2 separate regions of the Mus musculus genome follow, and region 1 is linked to region 2. Evidence: chromatin loops called from intact Hi-C (ENCODE). Cell type or tissue: gastrocnemius. All regions are shown on one strand. Each heading gives the region's core, and the rest is flanking DNA. Links, peaks and the distances in the headings are about the cores only.

What was found. A loop is a pair of places that touch in the nucleus more often than their neighbours do. Peaks named below come from ENCODE experiments on the same cell type or tissue, not always from the same donor. Only the 100,000 strongest peaks of a DNase experiment are listed, where the experiment ranks them.
Region 1: a loop joins it to region 2, with 3 times the contacts of the local background. A loop is called at or near these places in 5 of 42 quality-filtered maps.

What each region holds. Positions count from the first base shown.
Region 1 is chr7:135,090,146-135,098,171 of GRCm38, forward strand. It overlaps Dock1 (dedicator of cytokinesis 1), which reads left to right. Exons shown (of 52, transcript NM_001033420.2): 32 at 1,229-1,287. Among named protein-coding and RNA genes, the nearest start is that of Gm24581, 37 kb to the right of the region's middle. In gastrocnemius, for the core only: no CTCF peak of the experiment used is centred there; a DNase peak (open chromatin) is centred at 4,020; H3K27ac peaks cover 1,013 bases.
Region 2 is chr7:135,149,288-135,157,313 of GRCm38, forward strand. Dock1 (dedicator of cytokinesis 1) reads left to right here. Exons shown (of 52, transcript NM_001033420.2): 47 at 2,922-3,059. Among named protein-coding and RNA genes, the nearest start is that of Gm24581, 22 kb to the left of the region's middle. In gastrocnemius, for the core only: no CTCF peak of the experiment used is centred there; no DNase peak of the experiment used is centred there; H3K27ac peaks cover 1,570 bases.

The DNA.
Region 1 (8,026 bases), core at 1,505-6,504, 59 kb before region 2:
TATTGTTATACACCCTCAATATCCTTCCCCAAGACCTGCCCTTCATTTCTCTCTTACCCCCAAGATCAGTCCTCCTATTTTAGGCCACATCTTCCATTATTCACTCTCATTTTCCCTCCCTTTAGACCTCTTCCCTTCCTTATATCCCCTTTCTATTTTCTTTATATATGTATATAATATGGAGAAAAGTTTGTATATACTTGCACACACACATATATATGGAAAAGAACACATGTATATACATACATACATACATACATACATACATACATACATATGCCTATGTATATGTGCATGCCAGATCCCACATAGAGAAAGCATGCATGTACCTTGGATTACATATTTTCTCTGGTTGAGATGAACATGCCACTGTAACCTTCCTGCTGTGAGTGACAGACAGGTGCTTAGGTGTGAGAGACTTTAATAAGGTGGCAGCCAGCTGAGGGTTGTTGATTTAGCAGCCAGGGCTGCTTGCCTGAAGAGCCAGGACACCATCATCTGTGATCAGCTTTCCTTGGCGCCTCAGCTGCCACAAGGAAGAACGGAGCAAGCCTGACGATGCAGCTGCTCGGCTGCAATGCTGTATGATAATTTCGCAAATTATTATTTTTAATATAATCAGCTTTTTCCTTAGGCACTAAAAGAAAAAGTTAAATTGCTCACAAGCTAATAAAGGTTTATCTTCCGAAGCATCAAATTCTGTTTACTCATGAAACGCGCACCTCCTCTCTTCGCCCACCGGGAGGAAAATTAGCATTTATTTTCCCAGATAAACAAAAACTGGTGGAATGTTTGTTGACATATTTGGGTATTAAGCTCTTGCTTACATTTAAAATGATATAGAAGAATGGGGAAATTTTGGGAGCTGCCTTCCCCAACTCTAGGGTTTTATTTTCCTGGGGGAACCCTCTGCTCTGTGGTAGAATGCTCTTGGGTGCCTGCATGTGCCAACAGCAGCATGCATGGGAGACAAACTCCCTTAGGCCCAGGGCCACAAGACTGAAAAACACAAGACTGGCTGTTCTTCACAGCTTCTCCATGCTCCCATGGAGATGCTCTGTCATCTGGGATGAGCCCCATTCCTGCCTGGAGCTCTCCTAGAAATCCTGCTGATGGATGTAGTTGGAACTCTGGCATAGCCTTCATCTAACTAAGTCCATGATGGAAGGCCGGAGTTTGATTTCCAGAAGCTCTGTAAACTGGCATTGCCCTCTCTCCTTCGTTCTAGGTATGGAGACATGAGGAGGCAGATTGGCTTTGAGATCAGAGACATGTGGTACAACCTGGGTGAGTAGCTGGGCATCATCTTGGAGATGGGGTGAGCACCTTGAGTTCTCTCTGTACTGTGACATCAGCCCCATTTTTTAATGTTGGTCTCTGGTGTGTGTGTGTGTGTGTGTGTGTGTGTGTGTGTGTGTGTGTGTGTTAGGGTCTATCCAATGGTTTTTAGAGCAGGATCTAACTTGTCAAGTTGACCAGCTGTCTGGCTCATCAGGGCCTAGGGATCCACTTGTCTCTGCCTCCCCATCACTAGGGTGACAAGTATGAGACCCTCAGTCAGCTTTATATTATATGGGTTCTGGCTTTGAACTCAGGTCCTCCTGGTTACATGGCAGATACTAGGTCCTATTGCTATCTTTGTATCAAGTGTGCTGGACTATGGAGGAGTTGGTCCTTGGACCATGCACAGGTATCAGTATAGTGCTCTATAGGTGATATTACTCTATAGGAGACATTGTTCTATGGGTAATATTACTCTATAAGTGATGTTGCTCTATAAGCAATATCACTCTATGGGTGACATTACTCTATAGGTGATATTATTCTGTAGGCAATACTGATAGCATAAACATTTCACCTGAGGCCCCAGCTCAGCTCCTGGGCATAGAGCTGCAGGGTAAAGTTCCATAGTGGAAGTGCAGAGCTGTCAAGGAAATATGTCTGCTGTAGTCATCCAGTGCATGTAGAACCTGCACCATCCTATCATATTAGGTGTCATAATTGGAGCAGGTTGAGGACCCTTCAGGGACATTCTCTATAGGATTGTAACAAGATCACAGCAAGCTGTTTATGGAGGACCTGAGTAAGTCCTGGTTCTTGGGCGTTTCAGCCTGCTGATCTCTGTAACATGGACCCCACAGAAACCATCCTGACTTTCTGCCCACTCTGGGAGTTCACAGGAACCCAAGGGTGGACTGAGTAGTTTGCTAAGTCACACTGAGTTTTCTTCCTCCACTGCCTTGCCTTTGTAACCTCTTGTCATGTGACATGGTCCTTCTCCGTTTCCCTCACTCAGCAGTCCAGTTTTTATGTTATGGAGGTTGGGCAGAAGTTGTCAGAAGACTTCCAATCCAGACGCCTAACAGTCCTATGACGTGGACATAGGATGAGCTCAGTGCTAAGAGTCTGAGTCTGTTGGAACAAGGAAGGGAGCATCCATGGATAATCTTAACCAATTTTTCTGTCTTTCTTCTCAAAAGCTCATGCTGAAAGATCCATTTGTCACTTGACCTAGACAGCCCAATAGCCAAACTAATGCCCGACAGGAAACAATGTGTTACCTATGAGAAAGAGAGTAATGAGCAGCCAAGGACCCCCGACATGGACAGCTTAGAGGGACACCATGGTTCTCCACTGGATGACAGGTTCTCTAGATCCTCTCTAGACCCAGCATTCACAAAGGAGATGACATGAGTTCTGTCTCATTTGCCAGCCTGCACTGTCCTGTTGGCTCCTCTAGGCATAGGCTACCATGCATGAGGCCCTGCACTCAGTCTGAAGTACTGCAAAAGAAGAGGAAAGAAAAGGAGAGCCTGAGGGACCAGTGTGCAATAGGGTGGCTCTTTCTTCCCTGATAAACTCTGGGTGCTGTCCCAGGCATCCCCAGCATCTCACTATGGTCCTGTAGTGACAGGGTCACTGGTTAGAATAGAAAGAACTGATCTCTGGCCCCAGGTATTATCCAGAGATAATCCACAGATTATCCTAACTGATGGATTGATGAGTCTTCTTGCCATTCCAATATTTTTGTTTTAATTTTTTTTGAGGTTTTGTTTTTTTGGTTTTGGTTTTTTGTTTTGTTTTGTTTTGTTTTCAATGACCATGGTTTATGTTTTATATGCTGACCTTGAACTTTGTACTTCTTTTTTAATTTTTATCATACTATTTTAATTATATAATAATTTTTATTGTTTGGGTGTGCTGTTTTATACATGTATGGGATTTTTGAAATATTCATCCCCACTGTTCCTGTTGCCCCCTCTTACTTCTGCTAACCCCCTTCTGCCTCCCCCCACTTTCATGCCCTTTTTTCTTTTTGGGGTTACAAAGTGAGTTTCATTAAGGCTCTTCCTGAAGCCTGGGTGAGGGTTATGTGCACCTTGCCCATAGTTGTATCCCTGAAGATGTTCCTTCCTCCTCTAGCAACCAAACTACATGTTCATGTTTAAGTATAGTCAGTGACACCTCTGAAGGGACAGAGGTTGACCTTGAACCTGGTCCTATCTCTTTCCATGTCATTTGCCATGACCCCCAGGAAGGAAGGAAAGATGAGCTTCAGGAAGAGTGAGGTTCTCCACAGCACCTCCTCGAGAGCCCCCAGTCTCAGGTGTGTGCCCAGACTTTTCTGTTCCGTCCCAGAGCGGTGAACTCTCTTGACAGCGTCTGTCATTATTCTCTAAACAAGATGAGCCCAGCAATGAGATTTCTGATTCAGGATACTGAGAAGGAAGCTAACTGAGCAGGAACACCCCCCCCCCCCAAAAAAAAATCTTCTTACTCACTAATGTGAACATATAACTAACACCCAAGTGTTTCAAAGCTTGCTTGTCAGCAACAAACATCAATTTGGGCATGAGAACAGGCAGGAGATCAAACGGAAGCCATGACCTTGGCCATGCTGGACCCTTCCTGCTGTGGGTCTTCAGGTTTCAGGCCTGCCTGCCAATGGCACTGTGCAGGCTGCCGCTCTCCAAACTCACAGCAGCCTGTCATGATTTCCCAGGATATACACATCCTCTTTTCCACATAGCTTCCTGTTTTCTTTTCTTTTTCTTTTTTTTTTCCAGTGGGCTCAGGTTTGGGAATATGTTGGCAGGCATATGCAGCCAGTTCTGCCAAGAAAATAAAAATAGAAGTCGGATCAGATGTGTTCCTCACCTTAGAATTAGTCACCTGTCACTCCACCAGTGCAGTCTGTGGGCTTTGGGGAGGGAGGGGTGTCTCACGCAGAGGTACCCAGCAGCCCCAGGGCACAGATCGGAGTCTCCTTGCTCAGTGTGGTTACAAATGCAGACCCAGGCGTGCTGGGTGGGACAGGGCAACTAACCCATTTCTTTGCAGAACCCAGCATGTCAAAGAGAAAATCAGAAGTGTACTCTTTCAAAAGAGAAGTGGAGAAAATGTGTTCTTTTACCGAACCCTCCAGTTATTTATGAGTGCAGCTTGGTGGCGGCCTACAGGGCCACCTCGTCTCCCTCTCTCCTGGTTCCTTCATCCATTTTTGTTTGTTACGTCCACCTCTCAGGAACCAGCGCATGCTCCCTGATGCCTTCTGACTGAAACAAAAAGATGCTCACGGCGAGACCTTTCTTTGGCCTTATTTGGCTTGGGCTATTTTTCGTGTGAGGATCTCTTTCCCTGTTATTTTTGGGGATGTGCAAACTGACTGCTTTTCATTAGACCCAGACACTACGCCATAGCTGGAGGTGATGAAAGGTTCTCCGTCCTGTGGTCCTTCTGTGTGCACAACTTTGTTACATTAAGACCCTGTGCAGTGGTCTGATTCTTGACCATCAGAAGTGTCAAGGCGAAAGCCTGCCTTTCAGAGGAAGCCAGGTGCGGCTCTCAGAGGACTTAGTGCTACATCCTGTCACGAGATTAGACACTCCAGGGAGGTCTTGGGGGTGCAGGGGTTAGAGAATACAACTAGGGGACCTAAGATACAATCTTTCACTTCGCACCATGGTTATTAGAGTCTCAGTTACTTTTCTGTTGCTGTGATAAAAGCACCATGTCCAAAAAAAAAAAAAAAGCAACTTACAGAAGAAAGGATCTATGTCATCCAGAGAGAGAGAGAGAGAGAGAGAGAGAGAGAGAGAGAGAGAGAGAGAGAGAGAGAGAGAGAGAGATCATACTGTAAAGGAGGCAAGGCAGCAGGCTGCTGGAGCTGGAAGCAGAGAAAGGAGACTGGAAGTAGAGCAAGGCTAGAGACTCTCAAGGCCTGCCCCCAGTGATGTACTTCCGCCATCAAGGCTGTACCTCCCGGAGGTTCCTTAACTTTCCCAGACACAGCTGCTGTCTAGGGACCAAGCCTTCAAAAAGCCGAGCTCTGGGAACACGTCTCATTCAAACCACCACAGTCATCTCGTGCTGCCTTTCTCTTCAAAGGAAAAGAAAGCCTTGACGCTCGTTGACCCACCTCCAGTTCCATCATTAGACTTCGGCCAGATGTGCGTCAGGAGAAGCCCAAAATCTGGATGTCTAAAAATAATTAAATTAATAAGAGCATCTGACAGCCCTGCCCAGCTTACTAACTCAAGGACTGTGGACTTGTGACAGTTCCATCCCCAGGGGTATCACAGCTCAAAGGTCTCAGGCTACTCCAGCCAGGTGTGCTTTCTGTACCCAAGGGAAGGGTGCTGATGCCTGGGGTTGCAGCTCTTATTTTCTTCTAGCTCAGTTTTCCAGTAGCTGCTCCAGCACCCTCTTGCTCTGCTTTGTATGTTCCTCCCAGCTTGGAACAATAAAAGCCGAGAGTGACAGACAGAACTTTATGACACTGAAATTACAGTTGATGAACAACTTGCTGTCACGATCTCCTGCTTCTCTGAAGCATTGGCTCTGACATCTTTTAGGCATAATACAAGGAAAATGTCACCTGAGAAATTGAATATAATGGCATTTTCAGGGGACCACTTTGCGGCGCTTGCACGCCTCTCAGAAGTGTTAAGCATTAAGGGAAATGGGCAGAATCACACCATTGTCGCTTCAGACAAGATAGTATCTATTTAGCAAAGGTTGAAAATTCGGATTCTAATTAAATTCAGGTTCCTTATCAGAGATTACATTTTGGTACCTGTGTCCACTCTATTAAAAACATCTTTTGGCTTATGAGGACACTCTACTTTCTTAGGTATGGTTATTTATAATAGACACATTCACTTAATGATTCTCTTGACAGAAATCTGCATTTGTTGAGCTATAAAGAAAACCAGATTCTGTGTTGTGTTTCCCGATTGTGTCGAAGTATTAGTAAGATTAATTAACTCCAGATCAGCTGCTAGTGTTAATAAGAAAATGTCACAAATAATTCAGTCAGGCGTATCATTTCTCATGCACCCTCCTGTTATGTGCTGGAATGAGACAGTGCTGGTTAGAGTGCAGAGGCTTGAAGAGAAAGGGGGCATTCTGCAATGAAGGATGAGAGACAGCTGCCCGGGAGCACCACTCTTGCCTCATCATGCCCCTTCAGGAGGCTAGTGTATTAGTCAGTGTTCTAAGGGAACAGAGCTGAGAGAGAGAGAGAGAGAGAGAGAGAGAGAGAGAGAGAGAGAGAGAGAGAGAGAGAGAGAGAGAGAGAATATGAATGAATGAATGAATGAATGAATGTGTTAGTTAGTTAGAATGGCTAACAGGCTGTGGTCCAGGTAGTCCTACAATGGCTATCTCATGACATAAAGGCCAAGAATCCCATAGTTTTTCACTCTATGAAACTAGGTGTCTAAACAGTCCCATAGGTTGTGCTGGCATCCCAGGGAGGACCTAGAGAGCTATTGGTCTTCAGTCTATGTTGGAATCCCAAAGAAGTAGGTTCTAATCCCAGCAGAGGAATGCCCCAGCCACAGGATGGATGAACTTGCCAGCAAGAGTGAGGGCAGGCAGGCAAAGGCAAAGGCTTCCTCCTTAGGCGTCCTTTTATCTAGGCTGCCAGAATGAGGTGTAGCCCAGACTTAGGCTGGGTCTTCCTTCCTCTAATAATCCAATTAAAAAAAAAATCCATTGCAGATATTCCCAACTGCTTGAGTTTGTAGTTGATTCCAGATGTTGTTGGTTGACAACAGAGATTAATCATCACAGCCTGCTTGCCTCTGTGTAGAAAGGCTCCTAGAAGCCTCACTTCTGCACACGAGCAGGGGCATGAACTAGGTCTTGCCACTGCTTTCTCCCCTTGCCTTCCATGGCTCTCATCAAGCCCTATGTACACTCATCTGTGCCATCCCCCAAACATCCTGAACTCAGGGATGGGAAAGTCAAAGTAGGCTCCGTAGGCTCAGCCAGTCACTGAGCCCTAGGAAACCACCTCCCAGTGCAGAGAACACAAAGGGGTTCCACCGCATCTTTGCTTTTTATTATTTTAAATTCTGAGGATCGAACCAAGGTCTTCATGCTTGCAAGGCAGCCCCTTTACCTCCTGAGCCCGACAAAGCTCTTCTTTACATAAATGCCTGCCTATCGTGCAGCAGCCCGAGATAGTAGGCTCTGCTCTTGCTGTAGTCCCATATTTCAGTGGGGGCTTTTTGTGCTCTGACTGCAGTCATTCAGAAGTTACAGGGGTGTCAAGTGGACCACACCTCTCCATGCCACCTTGGAGGCAGGGAACCTTGGAGACCCACACTCTCCCTGTCTCAGCTCCTGTGAGTGTCAGATGGGGCTATCCCAGCCCCAGTTCCCTGCTCTGTCTGAGTAGCAGACAATGATCATGTCTTTCATTTATGTCCTACAACTACCTTCTTGTGAAACCACATTATCTGGTCAATATATAGGGAGATCTTTTCTCAAAATAAACATCCAAATGACCTCTCTATAGGAACAATAGTAAATATTATAGTACGTAGTATCACGAACCATGCCCACAGGCGACAAGTTTTTAAAATATTGCTTTTTATTATTACTGAATGTGCGTGCATGATATGGGAGAGGAGGGACATGGCATGGCGTGTGTGTGGAGATGAGGGGGTCCCTGTAGGACTGGTTCTTTCTGCCTACCTTTATGTGGGTTCCAGGATCGTATTTGGAGCTTGGTGGC
Region 2 (8,026 bases), core at 964-5,963:
CGCCCCTAATATCTATATTAAAAGATGAATTTTAAAACAGCTCATGGGAAAGTTGAAAGAAAGTCTGTTTTCTAGCAACTTCATTAAATCAAAGAGCAAAGGGAAAGAAATACATATTCAGAGCATTACCTGTGATTTTGCTCTCATTTGCAAGCATTTTGATAGCTTCGTATCAGTAATTGAGTTGTATGTTCATTAAAAAAAAATGAGAGCTTTACAGTTAGCCTTGTTCTCGTTTTGCTCCTTCCTTTATTCAGTTTGGGTTTTTCCGGAAATTCTCTCTAGGGTTTCTCCTGGGAGGAGTCCCAGGACTTGCTGGCTGAGTTACATCACAGGTATATGGCTGTAGACAAGCATGTCTCCCATACCTAGAGTTCCTGTGAGATTGGCTGGCGGGCCCTGGCCTGCTCTTTAGCTCCTCTTCATGATTCTGAACAGTGATGGCCTGGCCCTCGACAGCTGGGAGACTGGTCATGATGCAGGCTGCCTGGAGCCTGCAGACTTTGATACCCAGTCAGGGCTACTTCCTCAAAGGCTTAGCTCTGTCTTCCCTTAAACACACCTGCAGAGTGTCCAAGGATGAGCCCATGCATTTTCCTATTCAACTGCTATGTGCCGTACTTATTTTCTTTGAAGTGTACAGAGAAGAGCGAGCAGCCTCACTCATCATCCCCAGCTGACAACTGGCACTGTCCTATCTGCAGGGGCTGGTGCCCTGCGAGCAATGAACAAAGCTGTCAGATGTTCCCTGCTGCTGGCAAGGCTTGGACCCGTGCAGGGCCCACATAGCACGATGCTGAAGGTTCACTTAGAACAACTGGAGGTGTGGCTGGAAAAGCCTCCCCTTTCTTCCAGAGTCTGGGGCGCTTCAGAAATAACAGGTTCCGAAATGTACCCATAGTGACTCAAGCTGTGGGGCACAGTTTCCGAGTCCCGTGGCAATTGTGGCAATCCTGAATGGGGCAAGGAATCTGCCTGCCAAAGATATTTTGAACATAGGGAACAAAAAGGCCTCCAAAGACCCCAGGTCTATGGTCTTTCTTTGTATATTAAGCATCTCATACATTGGACTGAGCTCCACAAATAGCATGTGATTTCCCTCCATTTAGAACCACAGCCGCAGCTCAGATCCAAATAGCAAAGACTAAATCCTATTCTCTGAGAAGGCTTTGTCTGCTCAGTGTCAGGGACGACTGAGAGTGACTGGCAAGTTCTCTCACCTTGTGCTACTCACCTGCCAAAGCCCAGGTTCCAGCTGTCCCCATGCAAACCAGGACCTCGGCTTTCATTCTCATCCACCAAGTCGTCTCTTTGGTACAAAGAATAACTTTATCACCCCAACCCTCACCACCTCCGCCACCACAAACCCCGGGGTGATTGGATCAAGTTTTGCACATTTGAAACAAGTTATTCTAAATCAGAACAGCTCTTAGCATCAAGAATGACTGCGGTGTCACCTAGAGACAGCCTTCCCACACAGGTTTGCCTTCCCTTTTCCACGGACAACACATTTGCCATGCCACCCAAAGATGTCCCAGCAGGTCCTTGTCACCACCACCGCCCCTTCAAACTCCCCTACCTCCAGTCAGAACTCAGGAAGCAAAAGACCAGCAATGAACATTTCTTAGGCCAGTCCTGAGTGCATGGTAGCAAGCCCTGGGAAAGCTGCCATCTGCATAAGGAATTCATGTGGGTTACGAAAAGACCTTGTCTGTTTTGAAGAAGCTCACCTGCACACAGGTCTTGTGTGATAACCAGACAGAAATGGGTAACAAATGACGTGTGCCTTGTGTTTTGGCCCAACTGTCAGCATAACTAACTTTTGTGTCCCTGCCTCCTGAGTAGGCTGGGTACTTTGAATATGGGGGTGTTTGTGTGCCCCTCCTTTCCTGGAGTACAAGAGAAGCAGCAGCTGTGTGCTATAAATGGAAGCAGATACAGCTCATGAGTGGATTCATCTTGCTAAGATTCCTTGAGTTTGTTCACATGAAATTCAATTGTATACTTATTATTCCTCTCCCTAATAAATATGCTGGTTCAGATCGGTATTCTATCCTATTAGGAAAATATGTTTTTAATCAGTATTTTTACTTAATTATAAATTATTAAGAGGAAGCCTCTTAGCTTGATTGCATTGAAGACTGACTAACTTCCAGTCTCGGTCCTAGGGGAGAAGCAGAGGCCAGGGACAGAATGGAGCCTCTTCTCATGGCCAGTCCCTAGCCACAGTTGCTCCAGGGTTCTCTGCCACTGAGAAAATGAAAATGTCTCATGTGACAGGTTTTAAAGGTCAGCAGCGCTTCTACTGTTGGAAGTGAAGTGTTGGCATGGATATCTTGTGACAGTAGTGTCGTCAGAGAAGTGATTATTTTTGGTTTTAAGGGAGAATAAATATAGTTTTCCTTTCCACATGAGAATATCTATCAGGACTATGGATGGCCTGTAACTGAACTGTTATGTTTGGGGTAGGCTACTCAATTGCCTATAAATACAGTGTATCCTCGGCCGACAAATGAGCCATGGCATGACCTTTTGCTACCAGCACAAGATGTATGTGAACACATTCAAAGCAAAACTGTCCCCCAAAATCCATTGAGAAAACACTGGTGTTGAGTCTGTTCTGGGGCTGGTTGAGTAACAAGACACCTCCCACCCCCACCAAGTAACAGAATGCAGTACTCATGGGGTCTTCCACCTTGGAAATGATCCCCCCCAAATCCCAAGCAATTCTTGTTTAAACATTTCCATCTCTGGGGGCTGGAGGGGTGGGGGTGGCCTGTCTGCTGATGAGTTTAATCAGTCACTCTGATTTGGGAACAGAAGCAGGTGCAACCAGCTTGCCATTGCCACCTCCTGCTGTGTACTGCTCCATCTAGACCTGTTCCCCTCCCAAATCAGGAACATCACCCTGTGTTTTTCAGATTCCATTTTTGGCTGAAGGGATCAGGATTCATGGAGACAAAGTCACAGAGGCCCTGAGGCCATTCCACGAGCGCATGGAAGCCTGCTTCAAGCAACTGAAGGAAAAAGTGGAAAAGCAATATGGCGTCAGGACCATGGTAAGTGGGCGGGTCCACAGAAGAGTGTCCGTTTGGAGTGGAGGGGCTGGGGCCTCTGGGATTTTTATGGACCCCAGCCTCCTTACCAAGCTCACTTTATGGGAGTTGTTAATTTCCAAGTACCTCATTCATCGTCTCTGAGTAGTGTGCTGTGTAGGTTGGTGCAGTCTGGGGGTCTCGATAGGGATAGTTCAAGAATTCAAAGGAAGCAGGGAAGATCTAGAGTTTGACAGGTAGCAGTGGAGAAATCTTGGAACACCACGAACAGACGCAACAGAATCAGCAGACGAAGAAAGGCCCTTATGGTGGGTGAAGAACCACACATGCAACAGACACACAGAGAGAAGGACCCTCTGGGAAGCAGACAGGGAACTCGAACCCAGAAACCTAGTTTCTTCTCAAGAGCAGGGGATTTTTAGGTCTCTGAAGAGTCTTCTGTCTCTAATTTAGGGTTGGTCAATTTGGAGAAAGTACAGGAGGCTGTTTTGTTCACAGTTGTTGTGTCCTGATCAGGCCTTGAACTTGTTGAGTCAGTCTATGGGGGACGGGATGTTGGGGTGGAGGGTGAGGGTGGGGGTGCTGCTGATGGTGGTAGAGAAAGCCAGCAAGTCCTTTGTTTGAAAGTACCAGGCTTTTGTCTCACATGGATGAGCACTAAGCCAGTGTTGAAAGTTTACCACCTTTATTACCTGGCCATGGCCCTTCTCCCTGTCTGTCAACCTACCAGGGAGCCTGGCTAACTCCTAGTCACTCAAGGTCATGGAGAAATTTCACAGAGGCCCTTAGGACTCGGGTGGGTTACAGAGCTCTTGTCCTGAGACATGCCATACACAGAGAGCTGTGTAACGCTCAGGCAGTAGCACCCATGGTATCCTAGAGATGGACTCAATGCCTAGCTCGATGCTGGAACCTAAGAACATAACCAGCAGGCTCAGGGAGACAATGGCTTTATTGAAAGCATGAGGACCAAAGTTCAATCCCCTCATGTCATGTAAAATAAAACAAAACCAAGCATGATGGCACACACATGTAATACCAGTGCTTGGTAGGCAGAGATATGCAGATCCCTGTAACTCACTGGCCAGCCAGTACTGCCTACTTGGAGAGATCTAGGCAAGGTGAGAGATCCTGTCTCATAATAGAAGGTAGACAGCATACATGTTCACCCATCAGAACACACACACACACACACACACACACACACACACACACACACACATACACACCATGGCCGGAAAGGGAGAAGAGATGGGGAGATGGGTTACTGATGATCTAAACTGTTGCTAAATAAAAGCTTAGCCACTGAAGGAGGTAGAAATGGTAGAAATGATCCAGGCTGGGAGATAACCAGGGTTTTGAGTGGCAGGCCAGAGGCCAATGCAGACAAAGGTATACACTTAACAGAAGAGCACCAAAGGCAAGTTGGAAAGGCAAGCAGCCTTCATGAGCCAGAGGCACCACTCAGGGGCAGTAGGCTATGCTCACAACATGGGGCTGAATGACTCTGGTGATGTGTTCCTGAAAAATTCCCAGATTGGGGTTGGGGTCAGAAGCATGACAGATGAGCATCTTTGATTCTCAGCAATGCAAAGAGAGCTACGGATGTATTTTTATAGACAAGCCCCCACTGAGCATGCTCATGGCGGAGCCAATGTCTCTAATCCCATTGGTCAGTGCTTTGTCACAGACTCAGCAGGACATGAGCCTGGACTCTGGTCGTAAACCCAACAGATGAGAACCTGAGACTGACAGCCCAGTGGGAGCCCCTGCAGGTAAACAGCTAGGATACAAGGTGCCTCCCCTGCTGTTTTGGAGAACCCTTCTGTAAGACAGAATCCTTGAGCAGTGCTATTGATAGCTTGGAGCCTGCAGCTTGTCAGCATCAGGGCTGAATGGCAAAAGGTGTGTGTGTGTGTGTGTGTGTGTGTGTGTGTGTGTGTGTGTGTGTGTGTGTGTGTCAGAAGGCAACTCTTTCCAAGTTCCATGCTGCTCTAAGAATGAAGTGCTTGTGCAGGCTCCAAGTTCTTAACTTAGTTCAATGCTTCCTATTTTATCAACCCTTTATTGAATCTTCCACAATTAAAGAAACCTATTGATCTTGCCTGTTAGTTTTTACATCCCTCCTCTGCTATGAAATACCACTGAGAAACCATGCTATAGGGTATAGGTCAAAATAGAAAGTGGGGGCAGGAAGGTGGTGGTGGTGGGTTGGGTTGGGTTGGATGGGGGGACATGGGGGATGTGTAAAGATGAAGGATGTCTTTTCAGACATGTTTCCCTTGTATCTTGGCACCCATCATTAGCTAAAGGCAACCACTTTCTATATCACCTTCTCCATACATCATGCTTCTCTTGGTGGGGGCAACGGGACATCCCACCCAGCAGGGCTTTCAGAGCATGATCTGGAGACAGAATTCAGGAAGCATTTATCCCCATGGCTACTAGGATACAGGGAGCAACCTTTATGAGTCCTACTCCATCCTGGGGCCCAGAATGAGGCTCTGCAGCCGTCCTTTCTAGGTAAGCAGTGGTTCAGGCTGCAGCTTGTCATTCGGTGAGGGATGTGGTCATAAAGGCAGGCTGGAAGGCACCTGTCTTGCCTTACCTACTTTGGAAACCTACAAGCATATCAGAATACTTTGAGAAGCAATATCACATCATCCTCCTTCCAAAAGGATAGGCTTTAAAATCATAATAATATAAAAAAAAACACAGAAAGGACATAAACCATTTTTTCAATGTTTCTAAGCCAGCCTAAGCTCCAGTAAGGCAAGCACTAGACCCCCCCTGACTGTGTAATACAAGGGCCTCTCCCACTGGCTCCTCTGTGCCATCTATATTGTCGATTCTGGAGATCCAAGGAGACACCGCTTCTTGGATGAACGCTGAGCAGATTCCCAGAGACCCCCCCCCAGAAAGGAAATGCCAAACACTGGCCTCTGCCTTTGCTTCCCACAGCATGTGAAGGCTCCTCCATATACATGAAACCTTTTTATCTGTTTCCTGGCCCTCCTGTCCTCTTCCTAAAGTCAGATGAGGTCCAGAGGGCCTAGCTTGGCTCTGCTCTTTTCTCCACCCCTCTCCTCACCTGAACCAAACCACCATTCAGACCATGTGCTGGTTGGAACTCCAAGCCTCTCTCTCCGGGTGGCCCCTACACCCTTGTGGAGTCTCCTCTACCCCACAGCCCAGTACTTCAGTGCTACACCCATCAGCTGCAACATCCAGTCATCTATCTCCCCTACTGGCTTTGTTGGCACCTCCAGCTCAGTGCTGGGCCTCTTTACCTGGAGGGAGACTCAGACCAGGCCCCTGCTCCTGCACTGCTTCTCATGGCTTCAAACATGGCTGCCTTCAGGGCAGCATAATGCCTGAGTCTCCAGTCCACAGGCAAAGACCAAAATACACTTACCTCTCTCCCTTCCTTGTGAACTCACCTCGATCCAGTCACCTGACCGTGATTCATTGTGTAGTCAACATTCATGGTTATGATTGAAAAACATACTTCAGCCAGAAAGAAAAGATGCAAAATTCGGTGCTACAGGGCAAGGCCCGAGTGTCATTTTACCTACAAAGACCAAAATAAATTTTCCATCCAGATACCAAGGCAACAAGAGAAGGACAATGGAAGCTGCTACTAACCTTGCACCAAGCCTTACAGCCCTCATATGCAGTCATTGTTAATCTTTACAGAGGACCCACAATGGGGAGACAGCTCTCTGCGCGTCTTTAAAGAAGCTCACAGTAATTCCTTGGTTTGCATATGATCACACAGTTGATGCACGAGACAAAAATCTAGCCTGTTCTAACACTCTACTCCTAACCTGTTTGGCCCTATGGCTGGAACAGGCAGACAGCAAGACACTCCCGTTTGTGTGGCCTTGAGCTACCTTTTGGTCTTACGTGAGGTTCTAGTTGGTTCAGATGGAACAAATGAAAGTCCTCTTAGTTCTAAATTTCTCAGCCTCTACTCAATAAAGAAATAAGACTAATGGTCCAGAAGAACCCACAGTTCTCCTCTGTGAGTCCCTGTAAATACAAATCTCCAACAGGGCCCCTGTCTCCTGTTTCAAGGATCCTTCCCATGACCTCCTCCTTGTCTTGTACATCCCAGTGCATGTGCACATTGGTTATGTGCCAGCCCTTGCTGGTTGACAGCAGGTGGATGGTCCTCTTGAAGTCTGAAGGTGACTTGGTCTGACCTTTGTACTCTATGACCCTCAGTGGTCTCCTTCTGTACATGGACGATCACTGCATCACAGATATAGCAGCCCACAAGCTGGATATTCTCAGGAATAGGCCTCAGAGTTCCGGGGCAACCCCACTCACATACCATATAGGTCAAGTTTCTTCCCAGCTCTTGGCTTGGCATTGTCTCCTTGGCTTCTCCTTCCCCTGCCCAGGTGGTGGTGAGACACAAGGCAGCATTCCCCCAAGTTACAGAAGTCAGCAGAGTCCAACATTTTCTTGCCTTCCTTTCTTTCCCAACCAGTATGCCCAATGGATAATGATAAAGTCAAGCTTGAAACGCTTGCAGTAGAGTCAGAAAGACAGTCTCTCCCCAGCTAGAGGTTGTTTGGAAATGTAAGCACCTTCAACAACTGATTCTCCACCTCTAGTCCTGTAGAAGAATGGCCAAAGACAGTGTGCATCTGAGAAGGCCAAAGATATGACCAGGTCTCACTTAAAGCATAAAGTGAGTTAAAGGCTGAGGGCCCATTGGCCTCAAAGATACCAGAGAGTAACTGGCATCTCAGGTGGGTAGGATAGGGCTTGGGTGGTGATGAGCAAGTCAGAATGGACCTAGGCAGAACTCTACCCTGAATCAATGGGAATGACAAGGACAAATAGCTACCTACATCCCTGGGACTAGCCCAAGGCAGAGGGAAACCTTACCGATCAAGCTATCATTCTGCATACCCAGCAGCACTTCAGAAGGGATGGGAAGAGTGCAGAGTGATTGGTGT